2 separate regions of the Homo sapiens genome follow, and region 1 is linked to region 2. The links are chromatin loops, found by intact Hi-C in ENCODE. Cell type or tissue: ascending aorta. All regions are shown on one strand. Links, peaks and the distances in the headings refer to the core of each region. The heading gives the core; the rest is flanking DNA. Region 1 holds the start of RTN3 (reticulon 3). Region 2 overlaps NAA40 (N-alpha-acetyltransferase 40, NatD catalytic subunit).

The links. Peaks named below come from ENCODE experiments on the same cell type or tissue, not always from the same donor. Only the 100,000 strongest peaks of a DNase experiment are listed, where the experiment ranks them.
Region 1: a loop joins it to region 2, with 2.3 times the contacts of the local background. A loop is called at or near these places in 7 of 110 quality-filtered maps.

What each region holds. Positions count from the first base shown.
Region 1 is chr11:63,675,269-63,686,450 of GRCh38, forward strand. RTN3 (reticulon 3) reads left to right here and starts at 6,232. Exons shown (of 9, transcript NM_001265589.2): 1 at 6,232-6,510. The coding sequence starts at 6,369. RefSeq lists a silencer at 6,405-6,524. In ascending aorta, for the core only: no CTCF peak of the experiment used is centred there; DNase peaks (open chromatin) are centred at 5,659, 6,153 and 7,283; H3K4me3 peaks cover 2,941 bases; H3K27ac peaks cover 2,805 bases.
Region 2 is chr11:63,940,625-63,951,806 of GRCh38, forward strand. It overlaps NAA40 (N-alpha-acetyltransferase 40, NatD catalytic subunit), which reads left to right. Exons shown (of 8, transcript NM_024771.4): 2 at 5,216-5,311; 3 at 6,327-6,379. Among named protein-coding and RNA genes, the nearest start is that of NAA40, 7.2 kb to the left of the region's middle. RefSeq lists an enhancer at 4,419-5,348. In ascending aorta, for the core only: a CTCF peak has its summit at 5,405 (motif pointing left); DNase peaks (open chromatin) are centred at 4,571 and 5,357; H3K4me3 peaks cover 703 bases; H3K27ac peaks cover 1,181 bases.

The DNA of each region.
Region 1 (11,182 bases), core at 1,198-9,197, 270 kb before region 2:
GGCTAACACGGTGAAACCCCGTCTCTACTAAAAATACAAAAAATTAGCTGGGCGTGGTGGCGGGTGCCTGTAGTCCCAGCTACTTGGGAGGCTGAGGCAGGAGAATGGCGTGAACCCAGGAGGCAGAGCTTGCAGTGAGCTGAGATCGCAGCATTGCACTCCAGCCTGGGCGACACAGCAAGACTCCATTTCAAAAAAAAAAAAAAGAGAAAATCCTAATAGTAGCTACCTATATGTGTGTAGAGGAGTGGAGGGAGTTAGTGATAAAACTTTACAATATATATATTCCTGAATATTTGTGTACGTATATATGAATGATCTGTGACTACATATCAAATTTTTTTTTGAGATAGAGTTTCACTCTGTCGCCCAGGCTGGAGTGCAGTGGCGCAATCTTGGCTCACTGCAACTTTTGCTTCCCAGATTGAAGCGAGTCTCCTGCCTCAGCCTTCTGAGTAGCTGGGACAACAGGCATGTGCCACCAGGCTCGGCTAATTTTTTTGTATTTTTAGTAGAGACAGGGTTTCACGATGTTAGGCAGGCTGTTCTCCAACTCCTGACCTCAGGCAGTCTGGCTACCTCGGCCTCCCAAAGTGCTGGGATTACAGGTGTGAGCCACTGCGCCCGCCCTTCAAATGTCTTAATTTAAAATATATAATTTTTAAAAATTTAAAAATAAAATAAAATATATAATTTTTTCTAAAAGTCAAGAAAATATAGGGTAATTAGATGGCTTAGAAGTTAAACTGGGAAATTATCTGTATAGGCCGAGCACAGTGGCTCAAGCCTGTAATCCCAGCACTTTGGGAGGCTGAGGTGGGCCAATCACCAGAGGTCAGGAGTTCAAGAACAGCCTGGCCAACATGGTGAAACCCCATCTCTAGTAAAAATATAAAAATTAGCTGGGCTTGGTAGCGTGCACCTGTAATCCTAGCCAGTGGGGAGGCTGATGCAGGAGAATTGCTTGAACTAAGGAGGCGGAGGTTGCAGTGAGCTGAGATCATGCCATTGCCCTCCAGTGTGGGCGACAAGAGCAAAACTCCGTCTCGAAAATAAAGAAATTATCTGTATAAGATACCAGTCCTGGCCAGGAGTGGTGGCTCATGCCTGTAATCTCAGCACTTTGGGAGGCCGAGGCGGGTGGATCACCTGAGGTCAGGAGTTCGAGACCAGCCTGACCAACATGGAGAAACCCTGTCTCTACTAAAAATACAAAATTAGCCGGGTGTGGTGGCACATGCCTGTAGTCCCAGCTACTCCAGAGGCTGAGGCAGGAGAATCGCTTGAATCCGGGAGGCAGAGGTTGCGGTGAGCCAAGATCGCACCATTGCACTCCAGCCTGGACAACAAGAGCAAAACTCCGTCTCAAAAAAAAAAAATACCAGTCCTTACTACGTACTCACACATGCACACAAAAATACCAGTCCTATAAAGACAGGGCCAAAGAATAAGAGACCTAGCACAGCGCCTCAGGTGTTCAAGGGAACTTCAGAGAAATGGCCATACTCCAGTGTGCTCTTTATTTTTCTTTCTTTTTTTTTTTTTGAGATGGAGTCTCGCTCTGTTGCCCAGGCTGGAGCGCAGTGGCGCGATCTCGGCTCACTGCAGGCTCCACCTCCCGGGTTCACACCATTCTGCTGCCTCAGCCTCCTGAGTAGCTGGGACTACAGGTACCCGCCAGTAAGCCCGGCTAATTTTTTGTATTTTTAGTAGAGACGGGGTTTCACTGTGTTAGCCAGGATGGTCTCGATCTCCTGACCTCGTGATCCACCCACCTCGGCCTCCCAAAGTGCTGGGATTACAGGCGTGAGCCACCGCGCCTGGAGTTATTTTATTTTTCAAGATGAGGTCTCGCTATATTGTCCAGGCTGGTCTTGAACTCTTGGGCCCAAGCCATCCTCCTGCCTTGGCCTCTCAAAGTGTAGGGATTACAGAGGTGAGCCACCATGACAGCCAGGGAGCACTTTAAAAATTCCATCTTGGGCCGGGCGCGGTGGCTCACGCCTGTAATCCCAGGACTTTGGGAGGCTGAGGCAGGCAGATCACGAGGTCAGGAGTACAAGACCAGCCTAGCCAACATGGTGAAACCTCGTCTCTACTAAAAATATAAAAATTAGCCAGGCATGGTGGCATGGGCCTGTAGTCCCAGCTACTCGGGAAGCTGAGGCAGAAGAATCACTTGAACCCAGGAGGTGGAGGGTGCAGTCAGCTGAGATCATGCCACTGCACTCCAGCCTGGGTGACAGAGTGAGACTCCATCTCAAAAAAAAAAAAAATCCCATCTTGGACAAAAAAAAGGAAAAAAAAAATCCCAGCTGAGCCATTTCCCACCAAAAACTTCCACTCAATCCCCATTATTCTTAAGACAAAGCCTCAGTTCTTTGGTTCAATACTACTGCTTCTCCAAAAACTGGCCCCAACATATCTTCCTCATTTTAGATGTTATCCCTATATCTTCCCTCCTGTCCTAATTCAAGCCTTCAGCTCCAGCCAATTTGGTCTAACCAACACCCAAGACACCTTATACACGCTCACGTCTGAGCCTTTAGCCACCACATATGGCTGTACAGTCTGAGTGTTACACCAAGGCAGCTTGTGGAGACAAGGGGCAAGAGGGGATCAAATCTAGGTGAGGTTCTGCTAGCCAAATCAGCATGGAACTGTATCATGGGTGGGGCTGGGAGAAAGAGGTTCTTTTTTGTGATTCATCTGCCCAGAAGAGTACTTTTTTTGTATACATTCACAAAAGCAACCCCTGTATTTGCTTCATACCATCCTTTTCTGCTTTTAATGACTTCCTTACAATTCCAAACACCTATCTAACTTTGAGCATCTTCACAAAACCTCCTGGCTGGGCGCAGTGGCTCACGCCTGTAATCCCAGCACTTTGGGAGGCCGAGGCAGGCAGATCACGAGGTCAGGACATCGAGACCATCCTGGCTAACACAGTGAAACCCCGTCTCTACTAAAAATACAAAAAATTAGCCAGGCACGGTGGCACGCACCTGTAGTCCCAGCTACTCGGGAGGCTGAGGCAGGAGAATCACTTAAACCTGGGAGGCAGAGGTTGCAGTGAGCCGAGATCGCACCACTGCACTCCAGCCTGGGTGACAGAAAAAAAAAAAAAACCTCCCTAAGCCACTACAACTTCATGGTAATTCCTTCCCCTCGTTGTTTTTGTTTTTGTTTTTGTTTTTGTTTGAGGTGGAGTCTCACTGTGTTGCCCAGGCTGGAGTGCAGTGGCATGATCTTGGCTCATTGCAACCTCTGCCTCCCAGGCTCAGGTGATTCTCGTGCCTCAGCCTCCCGAGTAGCTGGGATTACAGGTACACACCACTATGCCTGGGTAATTTTGTATTTTCAGTAGAGATGGGGTTTCTCCATGTTGGCCAGACTAGTCTCAAACTTTTGACCTCAGGTGATCCGCCTACCTTGCCCTCCCAAAGTGCTGGGATTACAGGCGTGAGCCACTGCGCCTGGCCCCTCTCTTTTAAATTCATTTAATTTACTTGCCATCTAATCAAAGCACTATGGTTTTATGGTGTTTGGGGTTGTTTTTAGTTGCTATTTAATTTATATTATTTAACTTTATGTGAGTATGTTTTTTGTCCTAACTAGCTTGTAAGCTCATTGAAGACAAGACTAACATATTTTGGAGGTCTCTTCAAAGTTCCCAGAATTGTGTTATACACACAGCACATGATCAATACACATTCATAGAACTGGCCGGGCACAGTGGCTCACGCCTATAATCCCAGGTGTGGGAAACTGAGGCAGGAGGATCACCCGAGGTCAGGAGTTCAAGACCACCCTGGCCAACATGGTGAAACCCCGCCTCTACTAAAAATACAAAAATTAGCCGGACATGGAGGCATGTGCCTGTAATCCCAGCTACTCAGGAGGCTGAACCAGAACTGCTTGAACCCGGGAGGCGGAGGTTGCAGTGAGCCAAGATGGCACTACTGCACTCCAGCCTGGGCAATAGAGCAAGACTCCATCTCAAAAAAAAAAATGTCTGAAGGGTCTGAAAAGACCAGTAAGACCACGTGCATATCTTGCTTTTTAACTTCTCTGCTGCTACATATTAGGAAAATGGACTTCCTTCCAGCTGGAGTCTCCAGATTGTAGCAAGTGCTGTCAGAGTTAGCTACCAGCATCATTTATTTCCTTATCTAGCACTTAATAATGTAGATTTTTGTTTGTTTGTTTTGTTTTAAGGAGCAGAGCGTTTAATAGACAAGAAAGAAGGAAGGAAGAAGAAAACAGCTCCCCTAATAATGCGATTTTTAAAAAAACATATGCACGTATCAGAATGGGTAGATAACTGGCTTGGTTATCCGATCTGCTATTATTTCCCTTTGCCATCCAAGAGACAGTTTGCTGCATTATCAGCTGATGCAGTAAGTGCCAGGGTAAGGTATTAGCCACAAAGTTATTTTGGGAAATATTTTTCTATGCCTTTTTCAGAGCATTGCAAAGGCCAGGAGTCATCCTCCCACCCCCTGGGGCTTTACCTGACCTTAAAAACTCAAGGGCAGATGTAGTACACAGCTTGTTCTAGAAGATTTCCACTGGTCAGATCGCCTTTCCCCTCAGTGGCAGCTTGGCTGACCACCTCCCGCTTCATGAGGCTGCATCTTTACAGGATCTGCTGATCCTGCAATTGTACTTTGGGTCATCGATTGCTGCTTTAGCAGTAACAGTCGACAGCCTTGATTTTTATTATTTCCAGGATACAGTCCTCCTTTTTTTTTTTTTATTTGACGGAGATTTGCTCTTTCACCCAAGCTGGAGTGCAATGGTGAGATCTCTGCTCACTGCAACCTCTGCCTCCCGAGTTCAAGCAATTCTCCTGCCTCAGCCTCCCGAGTAGTTGGGATTACAGGCGCCCGCCACTACCCCCAGCTAATTTTTGTATTTTTAGTAGAGACAGGGTTTCACCACATTGGCCAGGCTGTTCTTGAACTCCTGACATCAGATGATCCACCTGCCTCGGCCTCCCAAAGTGCTGGGATTACAGGTGTGAGCCACCGCGCCCAGCCAACAGTCCTCCTTTAACAAAGACTATGCACCTTTCCAATATTTTGACCAGATGTAGGGAGAAGGCTTCGAATTTGGCAATCCAGCCCAGGAAAAGCAAAAAATGAACAAAATCCAATATAGGCTAGAAATCTGGTTTTAAATACATGTTCTGCTAAGGACCTCTTTTAGTCTATGAATAAAATTCAATTATGTGTATTTTGTGCCTTATTCTGATTTTTTTTACTTTTTTTTTTTTTTTTAAGGCAGGAAGGTTCTCGCTGTGTGGCCCAGGCTGGACTCCAACTCCTGGGCTCAAGTGATCCTCCCTTCTCTGCCGTAGCAGAGACTACGGGCCTCTGCCACTGACTGCGGCCTTATTCTGAATTTTTAATATCTAATTTTATCATCCCCCATAATCACAGCCAACATTTTCTTATCTCCTGGCTCTTCTTCATCAGCTCAGCATTTTTTTTCCCTCTCTAAAATATGTCGTCTCTATCTGACAGTCTATTCGGAGGAAAAGAGAACCTTAAGACCCAAGGTGGACCCTTCTCTGGCAACAGTAACGAGATAAGAATACGAAGCAGGTTCTGCGACTGCATTGCAATGTGATTGGAATGAGTAATCGTTTTTCATTCTGTATAGCATCTTTCTCCACCTACCAAATGGGGGGCCGTGCCATCTCTGCCTCTCGGTGAGGAGATATTACGACACAGCCAGTGAGATTCACAAAGCACCTTGCAGAGTGGGCCTACTCTACACTCTGGTTTTCAGTTTTTATTGGAGTCACAGGTGGGAATGCATCAAACAAAAGATATAGGCTCTGGAATGTACGGGAAAGAGAGTTTCCATAATGGAAGCCCAAAGACATTTCTACCGTTAAAATACATAATCTGCCGACCCTAAAACATTCACATAAAGAGGCAGGAGGGAATACTATCCCGCAGCTCCACGATTAGCCGCAGTCGTGGGCGGGGATTGGGGCTTGGATACGCCTTTTGCGTCTGGTCCCCAAGGGACGCTCCCCAACCCTCGGCGCGCGAGGCGCCGCGTGAGGCCGGCTTTGCCCCTCCTTCCCTGCAAGAGCGCAGAGGAGCGGTTCTTGCGCCTGCGCCCTGCGCCGCTGCGCGCTTTGGCACCCGCTTGGGGCCCTTTGTGCGCATGCGCGCTCGCGCTCCCGCCCTCTAGCTGCGCTCGGCTGAGTCAGTCAGTCTGTCGGAGTCTGTCCTCGGAGCAGGCGGAGTAAAGGGACTTGAGCGAGCCAGTTGCCGGATTATTCTATTTCCCCTCCCTCTCTCCCGCCCCGTATCTCTTTTCACCCTTCTCCCACCCTCGCTCGCGTAGCCATGGCGGAGCCGTCGGCGGCCACTCAGTCCCATTCCATCTCCTCGTCGTCCTTCGGAGCCGAGCCGTCCGCGCCCGGCGGCGGCGGGAGCCCAGGAGCCTGCCCCGCCCTGGGGACGAAGAGCTGCAGCTCCTCCTGTGCGGGTAAGGCGCGCGGGGAGCCCCCGCCCTGGGAAAGAGGGCGAGCGGGAGCCTGGGGGCTGGGGGGATTAGGAGGCGAGGCGGGAGGAGGACGAATTACCCTCGACTACTGACGGCTTCAGCCCCCCGGGGACGAGCGTTTGGAAAATGGGCAAAGGGGAAGGGGAACGTAAGGTTGTGCAGGCGGTGAGGAAATAGCGGGGTGTGAGGAAAACAGGTTGGGGGCGGGGAGATAGTCCAGTGGGCGTTAACGCCAAGACTGGGCAGGTGGGGAAAAATACCAGCTCGTGGGATAAAATGGAGAGTTGCTCGATGCATATGGTGAACCTGGGTGATTTAGTGAGGATTAGAGAGATTGAAAGGATACGGGCAGGTGGGTGGTGGGAGAAACAATTTGTTACTATTTTTGAGGGGATGGTGGTGAAAGGGTTGCATTGCAGGTTTGCAGACAGGTGTTGACATAATCAAGCATTCATGATAGTCCTCCAAAATATTTTTGGCTGCCCATGGGAAGGATGAGGAAGTTTAATGGAAGCATTGTAGCCTGTTTTTTTTGTTTGTTTGTTTTGTTTTTACTGTTTTCGGCTAGACTCCATGAATGCCGGATTTTTCTGAGGCTCCGAGGTAGAAGGAGGCGTGATGAGAATAGCTCAGGGAAGATTTGGGAGGGAGCTGCTAATGGTCCAAGATGGATCCGTGGCTGCATCTGCAACAGCCTGCTCTTCCCTGGCGCTGCGTGGGGGTGGGGACACGCAATCAGTCGCTTATATTCTAGAAAATAGAGTCATGCTAAGCTATCAACATGTTTTGATTTCATGTTTTCTGTGGGCTACTATTGATCGAAGTATAACAAAGGGGGGTGTTTATTGCAGAAAGGGGGAGGGGGAGAACATTCAGACAAAGCAAGGGCTGGTTGAGTCCCCTTCTCCCATCTCTGTGAAAGACTAAGAACGAAGCTGCAGACCTCCTTTAGTTTGCATTGTATACGCGTCTGCCTGCTGGTAAGAGCTGCCTGGCAAGCTCCCCTTATGCAGAAATCTGCAGTGCAGATGCCTTCTTAAGGGGGGAAAAAAAAACCACCATGGGCAGGTGGTAGTTCTCAAAGGAACGGAGTCTTTGAAGGGAAAAAAAATGCCTTTTGTCAAAGGCAGGGCCGTAAATTCGGGAGAGTAGAGATAATTTTGCTCTCTATTTAGTTATGTTAAAGGATTTTGATCATTTTTTTTTAATGCTTCGTTGTCTCCTTTGGCAGAATCTTGGGTTCTAAAGAAAAAATTTCTGATCTTAACCTTAAATGTATTATTCTCTACGTGTTTTTCTAGCAGTGAATTTTCACCTGTCTGAGAGCTTTGGAGCCCTGTTGGATTTTTTCAGTGTGGTTATGGCCATTTCAGTAGAAACAGGCAGTATCAGGAAGCTTTTGCAGATAAAAGAATGAGGCAGCAAATTTAGAACCCTGTCTCCTTTAAACCACCAGCCTTTTCTCCAAATTTTTGTGTTCTGGGCTAAGGTCCAGATGAACAGCGACTTCCTTATAACTTAGCAACTTGATCTTTTTGCTTTAATCACTTGTCATTGCTTACTGTTTGGTAGGCCCTTTTGTACTTACCTTTTGGGTTTTCTTGATTTTTCATTTTTGATTCAGACCTAAGTTTTAGAAATTTGGCTCTGTAAGCTCAAGATAAGACAGATGTTAAGTGTTGAAGAGTCATTTTAGTTAGCAGATTTGAAAATTTAGTCCTAGTTTGTTTATAACTAAATGGTGAAATCATTTGAGATTCAACTTTTTCATTCTTTTAATGCACTTATGGAAGAACTGGCCTAGTAGGCCAATGAAATAAGAGTATTTTGTTCACAGACACACAGGCATACCACAACCTAATTGGCACCTAAATTGGCAATACGAATTTAATGACATAACATATTTCTGTTTGGCTTACCTTTTTTTATGTCATCTACCCTTGTCACAATTTTTATCTATTTATTGTGTATTTTTTGCACTTCTCTTTATAATAGTGGAAAAGGTGCTGAAATTATGTGTTTTGTCGAAAGTAGTAGAATTATATCGTGAAGTGCTGTTCCAAGTACATGAGTTTGCATTACATTTTCCGAATAATATTAAATGCCGCGGTTTCCACTCGTTATTTCTTTCTCTTTTCTTTTCTTTCTTTTTTTTTTTTTTTTTTTTTTTTTTTTTAGACAAGGTCTTGCTCTGTCACAGACTGGAGTGCAGTGGAGCCATCTTGGCTCACTGCAACCTCCATCTCCGGGGTTCAAATGATTCTCATGCTTCAGCCACCCGAGTAGCTGGAATTACAGGCGTGTGCCACCACGCGTGGTTAATTTTCTTTTGGTTTTTTTTTTTTTTTTTTTTTTTTTGGTTTTTTTTTTGAGACGGAGTCTCGCTTTGTCGCCCAGGCTGGAGTGCAGTGGTGCGATCTCAGCTCACTGCAACCTCCATCTCCCAGGTTCATGCCATTCTCCTGCCTCAGCTTCCCAGTAGCTGGGACTACAGGTGCCCACCACCATGCCCGGCTAATTTTTTGTATTTTTAGTAGAAACAGGGTTTCACAGTGTTAGCCAGGATGGTCTTGATCTCCTGACCTCGTGATCCGCCCACCTCGGCCTCCCAAAATGCTGGGAATACAGGCATGAGCCACCACACACGGCCCACACCTGGTTAATTTTTATATCTTTGGTAGAGATGGGGTTTTGCCATGTTGGCCAGGCTGGTCTCAAACTCCTGGCCTCATGTGATCTGCCCTCCTCGGCCTCCCAAAGTGCTGGGATTACAGATGGGAGCCACTGTGACCAGCTTTACCCATTATTTCTTAGTAAAATTTTATTACAGAATTTGTATTTCTTAGATGTGCTGTAGACACGTATCACTATTAGCACTTAAAACAGTGATATATAGTAGTACTTGGTAAGTATTTGTTGAATAAATTATCAAATTTACGAGCTAGAAAGGCACACTTGAGAAATAAACTAAAGAGAAACTCTTTTTGGAGTCTCGCTCTGTAGCCCAGGCTGGAGTGCAGTGGTGTGATCTTGGCTCACTGCAACCTCTGTCTCCTGGGCTCAAACCATTCTCCCACCTTAGCCTCCTGAGTAGGTGGGATTACAGACATGCACCACCACGCCCAGATAATTTTTGTACTTTTACTAGATATGGGGTTTTGCCATGTTGGCCAGGCTGGTCTTGAACTCCTGACCTCAAGTGATCCGCCCACCTCGGCCTCCCAAGGTGTTGGGATTACAGGCATGAGCCACTGAGCCCAGCCAAGAGACTCTTATCTTAAATGCTTATCCATTGCAAATGTGCATTCATATTGTCTAAAAAGCACTAATACAGTTTTGGTGGGCCCAATGCAAGATCCTCATTTGTTGGGTCACTACTTGAACATAAAAGTTTACCTTAAGATACTGCAGTGTGGGGCCAGGCACGCTTGCTCACTCCTGTAATCCCAACACTTTGGGAGGCTGAGGTGGTTGGATCACCTGAGGTCAGGAGTTAGAGACCAGCCTGAACAACATGGTGGAACCCTGTCTCTACTAAAAAATACAAAAATTAGCCGGGCACAGTGACGGGCACCTGTAGTCTCAGCTACTCGGGAGGCTGAGACAGGAAAATCACTTGAACCCAGGAGGCGGGAGTTGCAGTGAGCTGAGATCACACCATGGCACTCCAGCCTAGGCGACACAGCAAGACTCCATCTCAAAAAAAAAAAAAAGTTACTGCAATGTGTTGTAATCATTTTTATTGCAGAAGCCTTTCCTCCTTGCTGGATGTTTTTCTTCATGTCACAAAGGAAGTGTCTCAGGCTTTTGCACCATGAAAATAAGATGAAGTTTGTTATTCCAAAATTTAACTTATTTAAAATGTAGATGCTAAAAAATTACCTTAATTGTTTAAAAAAAAAATCTGTACGTATTGCTGTCATCCTCCAGCTTCATGTTCTTTCACCAAGCTCCTCTTGGTTTTGGAGACTTGTCTTGATTTTAGTTAAAGAAAAATAAGTGATTGGTTGGTGTCCTACAGAAAACAATTTTGTCTTGACTGACCTGTCCAGTAATTAATTTTAGAAGTATTAGTTACTATATACAGGTCAAGAATGAGTGATGGCACTCTGTACTTTAGTGCCTTAGGTTCTAATGCAGCCAGCAATGTAGTATGCTTAGAGATGGGGATCAGGGGTCAGGATGGCTTCCCAGATTTCTGCCTTTGAAGGAAACTGAAGATATCAGAGGCAAAAATTTGAGGTTGAGGTAAAAGAGACTGAAATATTCAGTGTTCATTTCAGAGCAAGAGTTGCCTTTATTAGGCCTCAAGTATAGAGACACGTCTATCATCTGAACTTTAAAAGTACTTTAATAGTTTACTGATGACACGATGTTGAAATTCTGTAACTTGGCCGGGCACGGTGGCTCACGCCTGTAATCCTAGCACTTTGGGAGGCCGAGGCAGGCGGATCACGAGGTCAGGAGATCGAGATCATCCTGGCTAACATGGTGAAACCCTGTCTCTACTAAAAATACAAAAAATTAGCCGGGCGTGGTGGCGGGGCGCCTGTAGTCCCAGCTACTCGGGAGGCTGAGGCAGGAGAATGGCGTGAACCCAGGAGGCGGAGCTTGCAGTGAGCCTAGATTGCACCACTGCACTCCGGCCTGGGGG
Region 2 (11,182 bases), core at 1,462-9,461:
CTTTACTGATCTAAAATGGATTTGTGCTATTTTTAACCCATTGGGTTTGTCCCTACTGTTGTTAACCTAGTTTTTTTTTTTCCCGTCACTCCACTATTTATCGACTGAACAAATCAACTTATTAGACAAAAATAGTTGTCTAATCCGTGTCAAAACAGTCATCGTGTTTTAACAAATAGTTTTGGGTATTACGTACTTCATATGTAGAAAACCAAGTCTAGAGACCTTAGGCATATTTAACCTAAATTTTGGTGAAAGGTCCTAGACACAGCCATTGTTGAAACTAAATGAAACCTGTGTCCCTTAGTAACTGTCTAACCAGAAGCAGCCACTGCGGATTAAGCAGAAAACAAGAAGTGTAACATGCCGTTCTAGTTCAACACTTCCTCGTTGGTTGGACTGAAATAGCAGGCCCTCAACACCATAAGACAGGGTGAAGGAAAAAAGAAATATGCCCCAGAGATTCTGCGATCCTTGCTTCCTTTAGGGCCTCAATCTTATACTTTACAGATGTGTTTCTCACATGAGACCCTACAAAGTCTCTTCTGGCCTAAAATTGACAGTAAGAGAGACTTGAATTCTCCTCCCTGAAACAGCTGGAACCGTCTCATCACCCTCATTCCACAACTGTGGGTGCTGGGGAAGTCATCATTCCTTGTAGTTACCCTGTGGCAGAGCCTGGCCTCAGGCTGAGTGAGGCTTCAGATGGAGCGCTTTCTCTTCAGTTGCCACACACGTGTCCTAGTTGCCACATTTGTGTCATCTTTCAGGAGTTAGAATTTATATTTCTCTTGCTTCACCAAAAACAGATTCTTTTTGGATATTGGATAGTATATGGGGTAGAGACATTGATACTGAAAATCTAAGAGATGCCAAATTCTTTTTCTGAAAAGTGGCTCCTCCTCCCATCTGGATGTTTCTTTTCTTTTCTTTTCCTTTTTTTTTTAGACAGAGTTGTGCTCTTTTTGCCCAGGCTGGAGTGCAGTGGCACAATCTCAGCTCACTGCAATCTCTGCCTCCCAGGCTCAAGTGATTCTCCTGCCTCAGCCTCCCGAGTAGCTGGAATTACAGGTATTAACCATCATGCCTGGCTACTTTTTTCTGTTTTTAGTAGAGACGGGGTTTCACCATGTTGGCTAGGCTGGTCTTGAACTCCTGACCTCAGGTAATCCACCCACCTCCGCCTCCCAAAGTGCTGGGGTTATAGGCATGAGCCACCGCGCCCAGCCTGGGTGTGTTTTTTTTAATTTGTCTTTATGACCCCTTCCAGTCGTAGAACTGTGTGTGGAGTTACTTTTTCAATGGGAATAGTAAGGGGAAGAGTTTTACACTGCACATGGAAACATTTATGTAACACTTTATAACAAAAAATGCCATATACATGTGATTGTGACATGGTGGAAGGAGCATGACTTTAGGGTTCAAACGTGGATTTGGATCTTGGATGATTCATTCAGCAGATGTGAACTGAGTATCTGCTGTTTGGTGAGCACTGGGTGAACATAGCCAGATAAAGCGGATCTACCCTCACCTCATGGGGAGAGTTGGAGGGAGTGGGAGGAAGAGACCGCTTTGAGAACTCTCCTCACCGCCTCTGTGACCCTGCAAGTTCCTTAACTCTCTGTGCCTCAGGTTTCTCATCAAAGAAGTAGTCACACCTACCATGCTGGGTTGTGAAAAGTAAAATAGATCACCTTTATTAAAGCACCGGCAGAAGATCTGAGGGAGGTCTTTGTAAACAGAAGTCCCCTCCTGCGACTGTTGGTGTAGACATTGCGAGCCCCATTTTATGGAGAAGAAAACTGAGAGAGAAATTTTGAGCAACTTGCTGAAAAGAGCTTAAGTAACTTGCCTGAAGTCACGCAGCTAGTAAGTGAAAGAGCTGAGAATCAAATCCAGGTCTTTTGATTCAAAATCCCGCACTCTCTTTTTTTGTACAAAGCTCCCTTGGAAAAGACACTTAACCACAGTGAGCTTTACTGTTCACTGTGCTTATTATCCATTTTAATTAGGAGCATTTTCCTGTGTCCCTGTAGGACAGCCTTACTTCCACAAGGCAGGGGCAAAGCTAATTGGAACAGTAGGAGACCACTTTTCCTAGTGCGGCCCCTCCCTGCCTGTCTGGCCCAGCTGGCTGCACCCTGCCTTCTGCCCCATGGGCAGGCAGCGGAGCTCGTAAGGGGTTCTTGAGTTATTGCGGTCTCAGGCCATGGCAGCTCCAGGCCTTGCTCTGAGGATTGCCAGGTCTACATGAATGAGCCCACAAATCTACTAGAGGCCCGGCTGGCCCTCCTGCTGCTTGTTCTTGGGAATTACTGCTCATGCTTAGAAGTGAGATGGAGGGAACCCAGGCTTCAGTGCTTTCTGGGTTCTGGGCGTTACCCTTGCCCTCCAGCACCTTTGATCCCTGAGCCCTGTATAAGAGAACAAGCATGTAGGGTGGAGTAAGGGAGCTTGTACCTGCACTGAAGGTGTGCTGGCTTCTAACCTGCCCTTACAGCTCCAAGAGGCCAACATTTGTACCCCCATCTTCATGGAGATGGAGTTGCTTTCATAAGTCATTCTGGGGGTGTCAGGAAGAGCATAGGCCCAATCTGATTGACGCCAAAGCTCATGCTCTTCTGCCCCATGGTGCAGCCCTGGACACCTTCCATCCGACGCTTCTCTGTCCCTCACCTCTGCCTCAGTGCAGAGGGTAGGGTGTATAGCGGCACTGTGTTGGCACGCTGTTACCAAACCAGCCAGGCAATGAGAAAGGAGTTGCCGAGTGGTTGCTGAGGGCTTCTGAAGCCCAGGCCTTATCGTGGCAGGGTGCAAGAATCTTTGTTGATGACCAAGTGGAAGTCCACTATGCAGGACATAGGCGCCTCAGTAGGGGACAGTGTGGCCAGTGGAACAAACATGATCTGCAGCCCATCCCTGGGATTGAGTCTCCCCTCTGCCCTTTATTCACTGCAGAACTGAGTGGTCACATTGTCTCTTCAAGGCTCAGTTTCCTATTGTGTAAAGGGAAGTGATAGTTTCTGCCCTGATAATTGAAACCATAACCTAGGCCGGGTGTGGTGGCTCACACCTGTAATCCCAGCACTTTGGGAGGCCAAGACAGGAGGATCGCTTGAGCTCAGGAGTTTGAGACTAGCCTGGGCAACATAGTGAGACTCCCCCATCTCTAAAAAAAATAAAGAAAAAAAAAGAAACATAATGTTTGTAAAGGTACTTTGCAAGCTTTATCTCTGTGTTGTCTTGAAATCTAAATTTCCAGAGAAAAAGATGAATGCTCTAAACCTGTCCATGGTAGAGGGAGGCTAGTTCTGTTCCAGGAGTCCAGCCTTATGAAGACAGTCTATTCTCTATTTTGTTCCTTCCTCTAGGGAGGTAAGATATGAGATCTTGCCTGTGTTCCACAGCGCTCAGCCATGAGATAATTAATAGCTGGTGTTGGTAGAGTTTGTGGCTATAAGAACAATCCCTGTGAGTTCCTGGTATCTGAACTCCTTTCTTCTTGGTTGATTAAAGTAGGAGGTAAGCAGTGTCATTCCTTGGAAAATAGTGGGTAGAACTGATTCTGAGAACTTCCCCAGCATCTGGTTTTTCAACTCATGCAGAAGGTTAATCGCTCTGAGTGTCCTTTCCTGGGGCCAGTCCGTGTCAGGGCTAGATGTAATTGGGAGTTGTCAAACCTCTCCAGAGAGCTCAGGGAAAGGAGGGGTGTTGGGGGGGAGGTGTCAAAAGAGGCTGCTCTATTGGTAAAAAGCAGAGCCAACTTACCAGTGCCTTTGGGATGCCTTCTGGGGACCAGCTGGGTGGTGCATGCAGTCTGCATGCCTGTGCTCTCTTGTTGTCCTGGGGAGAGAGAATGAGAATAGCCTTTTATTGAACACATACCATATTAACCCTCATAAGGACCCTCAGTCATCAAGCCAGGGGAGGCTCAGAGAAGTGCTGTGCCTCGTCCTAGCACTGCAGAGGGTGGAGAGCAGGAAGAGGCTTTGGACAGCCCTGGCGCAGTGGCTCACGCCTGTAATCCCAGCACTTTGTGAGGCTGAGGCAGGCGGATTACTTGAGGTCAGGAGTTAGTGACCAGCCTGGCCAACTTGGTGAAACCCCGTCACTACTAAAAATACAAAAATCAGCTGGACATGGTGGTGCGCTCCTGTAATCCCAGCTACTTGGGAGGCTGAGGCAGGAGAATCGCTTGAACCCAGGAGGCAGAGGCTGCCGTGAACCGAGATCTCACCACTGCATTCCAGCTTGGGTGAAAGAGTGAGACTCCATCTCAAAAAAAAAAAAAAAAGAAGAGAAAAAAGGAGGTTTTGGATGAGGCCTGCCAGGTGTCAGAGCCTGGCTCTTGCCGTGTGTTACCTGGCTTTTCACAATAGGGTGAGTGGGTCTTAGGCCTGAGAGAATCTCACGTCGGCCTCAAAACAGGACCTGATCTAGAAGCAGCTGTGGGCAATTTGCCATTCGCTGCTCTATGCCAGGAGAATCCCCACTTGCTGCTCCTCTGCTGCCCTGCTGCTGACTGTGTGCCTGCAGCTTCGTCTTGCTGGCCATGTGTCATCTGTGTCCTGAGGTGAACCCTTTGGGCCCCTGCCCTCTGCCCTGTCACTGGGTGTGCCCTGTCACTCGTTGGCCTTAACTGAGCAGGGCTTCTGGGAATGGCTCTGTGTCCTTGAGTCCGAACACGGTGGCCCCCACTTGAAATGAGACCCGGCTCCCACAGGAGCTGTGGCCAACCAGATCTTTGTCTCCCAAAGCTGGAAGACACCGAAAAGGCTTTGAATAAACTTAGGAACAGCCATCAACGGCTACCTTAGATGCTGTCTCCTCCCTGAAGCGGTCTTCAGTGTGTCTAAAGTTGGGTGTTCCCTCCTTAGGAGGGAGCGGGTGAGTGAATATTTACTAAGTGCCTGCTGGGGGCTGGCCTGCTGTAGGCGTTGTCAGCTGTTTCGCTGGGTCCCCACAGTGTCTGTGTCAGGACGGCCAGTGCTCTTTCTGAAGGGAAGCTGAGAAGTCTGGTGACCTCTGAGGACTCCCCACTACAAAATGACCTGCTTGGGTCTTTCCGCCCCTCCAAATGTGTGGCAGCAGAGGTGGGAAATTTCTCACTGCTGGGCCAGGCCTGTGGATGCAGGGCCCTTCGATTCCTTAAAGGGAAAGTCAGTGCTTGATTGGCCACAGCCATTCCAGCTAACGTTGCTTTTCCCTGTTGCAGAGAAAGTCAAGCAAAGCCAAGGAGAAGAAGCAGAAGCGGTTGGAGGAGCGAGCAGCCATGGATGCCGTTTGTGCCAAAGTGGACGCTGCCAACAGGGTGATTCTCCCTTTCTTCCCAGTCCCTGCCTCCTGGGACTTCAGCTTGGTTTATAATTTGACTTATTTTGTCTCCACCCTGTGGCAGAATTGTGACACTACCCACCCACACCGCCTCTGCCTCCTTGCTGTGCAGGGAACTGAGCTCATACCTGTGTGTTGGAAGTTGGCGCCAGCAGTTGGCCCAGGTGTTTGGGAAAACGTGGATTCCAGTGAAGTGGCTGCCTCCCTGTGGATCTTCTTCCTTATGAATAGAGGAGGATCTAGATAATTTTTTTTTCTTTTGTGTGAGACAGGGTCTCACTCTGTCATCCAGGCTGGAATGCAGTGGCACTATCTCGGCTCACTTCAACCTTGCAGCCTCTGCCGCCTGGGCCCAAGTGATCCTCCCACCTCAGCCTCTCAATTAGCTGGGACTATAGGTGCCCACCACCACACCCGGGTAATTTTTGTAGAGACGGGGTTTGGCCTTGTTGCCCAGGATGGTCTTGAACTCCTGAGCCCAAGCATTTCACCTGCCTTGGCCTCCCAAAGTGCTGGGATTACAGGCGTGAGCCACAGTGCCCAGCCCCTGCCTCCATTTAGTATCCCATTTTTTGGTCATTCTTTTAACCCACTCATAGTAAACACTCATTTATAAGGATGTGGCTCAGGGGCTTGATTTTCCATTTGGAGTTGTAACCAGGTAAAGTCAGTGTGCAGCAGATCAGGTAGCCTCTTCTTTGGGTTAGCTGTGCTGTGAGCAGGTTGTATGCCCACAGGCTAATGAGGTCTCCTCTTGCCCTGTCAGGTGATGCCAAACTTAACTCTCCTGGGCCTTTCCACCAAAGCCTTCCTCGCACATGTGACTTCAGAGCTAGGCAAATGGTGGGTTTTGGGAGGCTGCTCCTGGTTCTGAAGTTAGTCTCCCGTTGTGGGTCCCCACAGCATCCCACTCCAAGACAACAGCTCTTGGGATAGGATCTGCACCTCCGCCCCACTTGTCTGTGCTGTTCCTCTTTTCTTTCCCTCCACAGCTTGGAGACCCTCTGGAGGCTTTCCCAGTGTTCAAGAAATATGATAGAAACGGGTGAGTCACATTGAGCATTACCAACTGCTGTCTCCTCGAGTGTCTTCAGGAATTCCCTTTCCAGAGTAGGCTTCCTCAGACACAAATTTTCTCATTGTTCTTCGTATTTACGAAAAAACAGGGCTGGGTGCGGTGGCTCACGCCTGTAATCCAAGCACTTTGGGAGACCGAGGTGGGTGGATCACATGAGGTCAGGAGTTCGAGACCAGCCTGGCTAACATAGTGAAACCCCATTTCTACTAAAAATACAAAAAATTAGCTGGCACGGTGGCGATCGCCTGTAATCCCAGCTACTCGGGAGGCTGAGGCAGGAGAATCACTTGAACCCGGGGGGCAGAGGTTGCAGTGAGCCGAGATAGCACCATTGCACTCCAGCTTGGGTAACAAGAGTGAAACTCCATCTCAAAACAAAACAAAACAAAACAAAACAAAAGCAGAAACTGACTCGTGCCCTATATTGATATAAAATCCCCCAGGTAGGGTGGCAGAAGAATCCATAAATGAGCAAAGATTGCACTTAATCTCAGACTGATGTCTCTTTAGATAAATTTTTCTTTTATTTTTTGAGATGGAGTCTTGCTTAGTCACCCAGGCTGGAGTGCAGTGACGCAATCTCGGCTCACTGCAACCTCCGCCTTCTGGGTTCAGCCGATTCTCCTGCCTCAGCCTCCCAAGTACCTGGGATTATAGGTGCGTGCCACCACACCTCACTAATTTTTGTGGGTTTTTTTTTTTTTTTTTGAGACGGAGTCTCACTCTGTCGTTCAGGCTGGAGTGCAGTGGTGCGATCTCGGCTCACTGCAACCTCTGCCAGGTTCAAGTAATTCTCTGTCTCAGCCTCTCAAATAGCTAGGATTAAAGGCACCCGCCACCACGTCCAGCTAATTTTTGTATTTTTAGTAGAGTCAGGGTTTCACCATCTTGGCCAGGCTGGTCTTGAACTCCTGACCTCATGATCCACCTGTCTCAGCCTCCCAAAGTGTTGGGATTACAGGTGTGAGCCACTGCGCCCAGCTAATTTTTGTATTTTTAGTAGAGATGGGGTTTCACCATGTTGGCCAGGCTGGTCTCGAACTCCTGACCTCAACTGACCCACCTGCCTCAGCCACCCAAAGTGCTGGGATTACAGGTGTGAGCCACCGCGCCTGGCCTGATGTCTCTTCAGGACTGATTATTCTCTCTGCAAAGAATCATTGAGCTGAAACAAACTTGGAAAATTATCTAGGCTGACACTCACATTTAATGCATGGGAAACTGAGGCCCAGAGAGTCAAATGAGCTTTCTGAGTTTATGGAGTTTCCCCTGACAGCTGAGGGGCTTTTAATTTCCAATCTAGTGCTCTTTCCCTGAGTATACAGTATAATTGTTAAAAGCCAATTCCTGGCTATTTGGCCCTGAACAAATTACTTTTCTTCTTTAAAAAGAAAAATATTTGCTGGGCGTGGTGGCTCACGCCTGTAATCTCAGCACTTTGGGAGGCCGAGGTGGGCGGATCACGAGGTCAGGAGATCGAGACCATCCTGGCTAACACGGTAAAACCCCGTCTCTACTAAAAATATAAAAAATTAGCCAGGCATGGTGGCGGGCACCTGTAGTCTCAGCTACTCGGGAGGCTGAGGCAGGAGAATGGCGTGAACCCGGGAGGCGGAGCTTGCAGTGAGCCAAGATTGCGCCATTGCACTCCAGCCTGGGCAACAGAGCAAGACTCCATCTCAAAAAAATGTATATATTTTTTGGTAGAGAAGGGGTCTTGCCTATGTTGCCCGGGCTGGTCTCAAACTGCTGTCCTCAAGTGATCCTCCCACCTCGGCCTCCTAAAGTGCTGTGCCCAGCTGACCCTGAACAAATTACTTAACCTTTCTGTTCCTCAATTTTCTATTTAAAAATGGGCCTGGGCCAGGTGTGGTGGCTCATACCTGTAATCCCAGCACTTTGGGAGGCTGAGGTTGGAAGGATCGTTTGTGCCCAGGAGTCCAAGACCAGTCCTGGCGACATAGGAAGACCCTGTCTCTACAAAAAAAAAATTTTTTTAATTAGCTGGGCATGGTGGCACATGCCTGTATTCCCAGCTACTGAGAAGGCTGATGTGGGAGAATTGCTTGAGCCTGGGAGATGCAGGCTGCAGTGAGCCATGGTAGCAGCATTGCACTCTAGCCTGGGTGACAGCAAGATCCTGTCTCAAAACAAAACAAAAACCCAAAAACCAAAAATGGTTCTAATAATAGTACCTTTCTCATGGACTTGTCAGGAGGATAAGATGTAAAGTGTTAGTTCCTGCAGCATAATAAAAGCTAGATAAGTGTTTGCTGTTATTTTATTTTAAAATTTTATTTTAGATTCGCGGGGTACATGTGCAGCTGTGTAGTGGTGGGGTTGGGCATCTAGTGTACCCATCACCCAAATAGTAATCATCGTACCCAATAGGTAAATTTTCAACCCTCACCCTGTTTGCTGTTACTATTACTGATCCAGTTAACTATAGGCTCTGGAGTGAAGGCCCCCTCACGTTTTTTTCTCGTTTTGGTTTCTAAAATAGGAAGTATAATCTGCCTTACCTGAGATGCTGTTGATGAGTTGTGCTTCCAGAATGTAACATCTTGGCTTGGGGATAAACTGGGGCTCTGGGGGATTGAATTGTAGCTGGGCTTCTTAATAACTCTACTTGGAGAAGTCACTCATATTCCTCAAGCCTCATTTTCTTACCTGTCAAATAGGATGATGATGCCAAACTTGCAAGCTGTTTTTTTTTTTTTTTTTTTGAGATGGTGTCTTGCTCTGTCACCCAGGCTGGAGTGCAGTGGCGCCATCTCGGCTCACTGCAAGCTCAGCCTCCCGGATTCACGCCATTATCCTGCCTCAGCCTCCCGAGTAGCTGGGACTACAGGCACCCGCCACCACGCCCGGCTAATTTTTTGTATTTTTAGTAGAGATGGGGTTTCACCGTGTTAGCCAGGATGGTCTCGATCTCCTGACCTTGTGATCCGCCCGCCTCGGCCTCCCAAAGTGCTGGGATTACAGGTGTGAGCCACCGTGCCCAGCCAAACTTGGAAGGTTTTTTTTAAGGAAGAAAGAGAATATATGCAGCTCAGTAAGTAGCAGCTGGTATGAGGTTTTTTTTGTTTTTTTTTTTTTTTGAGACAGAGTCTCGCTCTGTGCCTAGGCTGGAGTGCAGTGGCACGATCTCGGCTCACTGCAGCCTCTGCCTCCTGGGTTCAAGTGATTCTCCTGCCTCTACCTCCTGAGTAGCTGGGACTGCAAGTACATGACATCACGCCCTGCTAATTTTTGTATTTTTAGTAAAGACGGAGTTTCGCCATGTTGGCCAGGCTGGTCCCGAACTCCTGACCTCAGGTGATCCACCTGCCTCAACCTCCCGAAGTGCTGAGATTGTAGGCGTGAGCCACTGCGCCCGGCCTGGAAAGTCTTTTGACATACTTTAGATATCCCATATTGTGATATCTCATAGTGTTTTCGTTTTTGTTTTTGAGACAGAGTCTCGCCCAGGCTGGAGTACAATGGCATGATCTTGGCTCACTGCAACCTCTGCCTCCCTGGTACAAGCAATTCTCCTGCCTCAGCCGCCGGAGTAGCTGGGATTACAGGCACCCCCCACCACGCCCGGCTAATTTTTTGTATTTTTATTAAAGATGGGGTTTCACTATGTTGGCCAGGCTAGTCTCGAACTCCTGACCTCATGATCCGCCCGCCTCGGCCTCCCAAAGTGCTGGGATTACAGGCGTGAGCCACTGTGCCCGGCCTCATAGTGTTTTCATATTCCGTATTCCCATTGACTTCCAGAAATGTGGAATAGCTCCAAAACAGGCATTGCCAGCCAAGTCTGGGCTCCTCTGGTGCCTTGAATTTTGTGTGGTTCCTGTGGTTGTGATCTTACTTTCATGTACTTTAATGGAGAATTCGTACCTGCAGGTGGGCTTTGGACATTTTATAGTTAAGATAGGTGCAGTGCTGTGTTTGGGCAGCTGTGATGGCTAAGTGGGTGATAAAGAAAGGAAGATGCTTCAGGGGCAGGGAGTTCTGAATTCATAAGGCTGAGTGTGGTGTGCCAGTCAGTAGAGGTGATGGGATTCCAGTGCGTACATCCTCTGGGGGTTGTGTCAAAGGTCACTGAAAGGTATTGATACGGGAGCTCTTTAAAGGCTTAGAGTTTGCTGACTCTAGTCCTTTCAGAATGTAGTGCTCTCTAGGGAATGTGATTTCACAGATCAGTCAAGGAGTTTAACTGTTTTTTACTTAAATTTCATTTAGAAACAGATACCTTAACACTTAGGCATTTGTGGGTTTAGAAAAACAGTGTTGGGCTGAAGCCTGCTTCACCCGGTTTTTTTTTGTTTGTTTGGAGACAGAGTTTCGCTCTCACTGCCCAGGCTGTAGTGCAATGGCACGATCTTGGCTCACTGCAACCTCCGCCTCCCAGGTTCAAGCGATTCTCCTGCCTCAGCCTCCCGAGTAGCTGGGATTACAGGCACCCACCACCATGCCCAGCTAATTTTTTTGTAGTTTTAGTACAGACGGGATTTCACCATGTTGGTCAGGCTAGTCTCGAACTCCTGACCTCAGGTGATCCATATGCCTTGGCATCCCAAAGTGCTGGGATTACAGGTGTGAGCCACCATTCCTGCCTCAATCTGTTTGATCAGCTGAGAGTATCCCCCCTGCTCAGATGAGGCAGGCAGGACTCCTGGGGCGGGGTGGGGCGTGTTGAGCCGTAGTCTTCTCGAAGGACCTAGGGTCACCCAGTGGTTTTGAAGGCGCAATTGGTAGATAAGAGGAATGGGGTCCCAT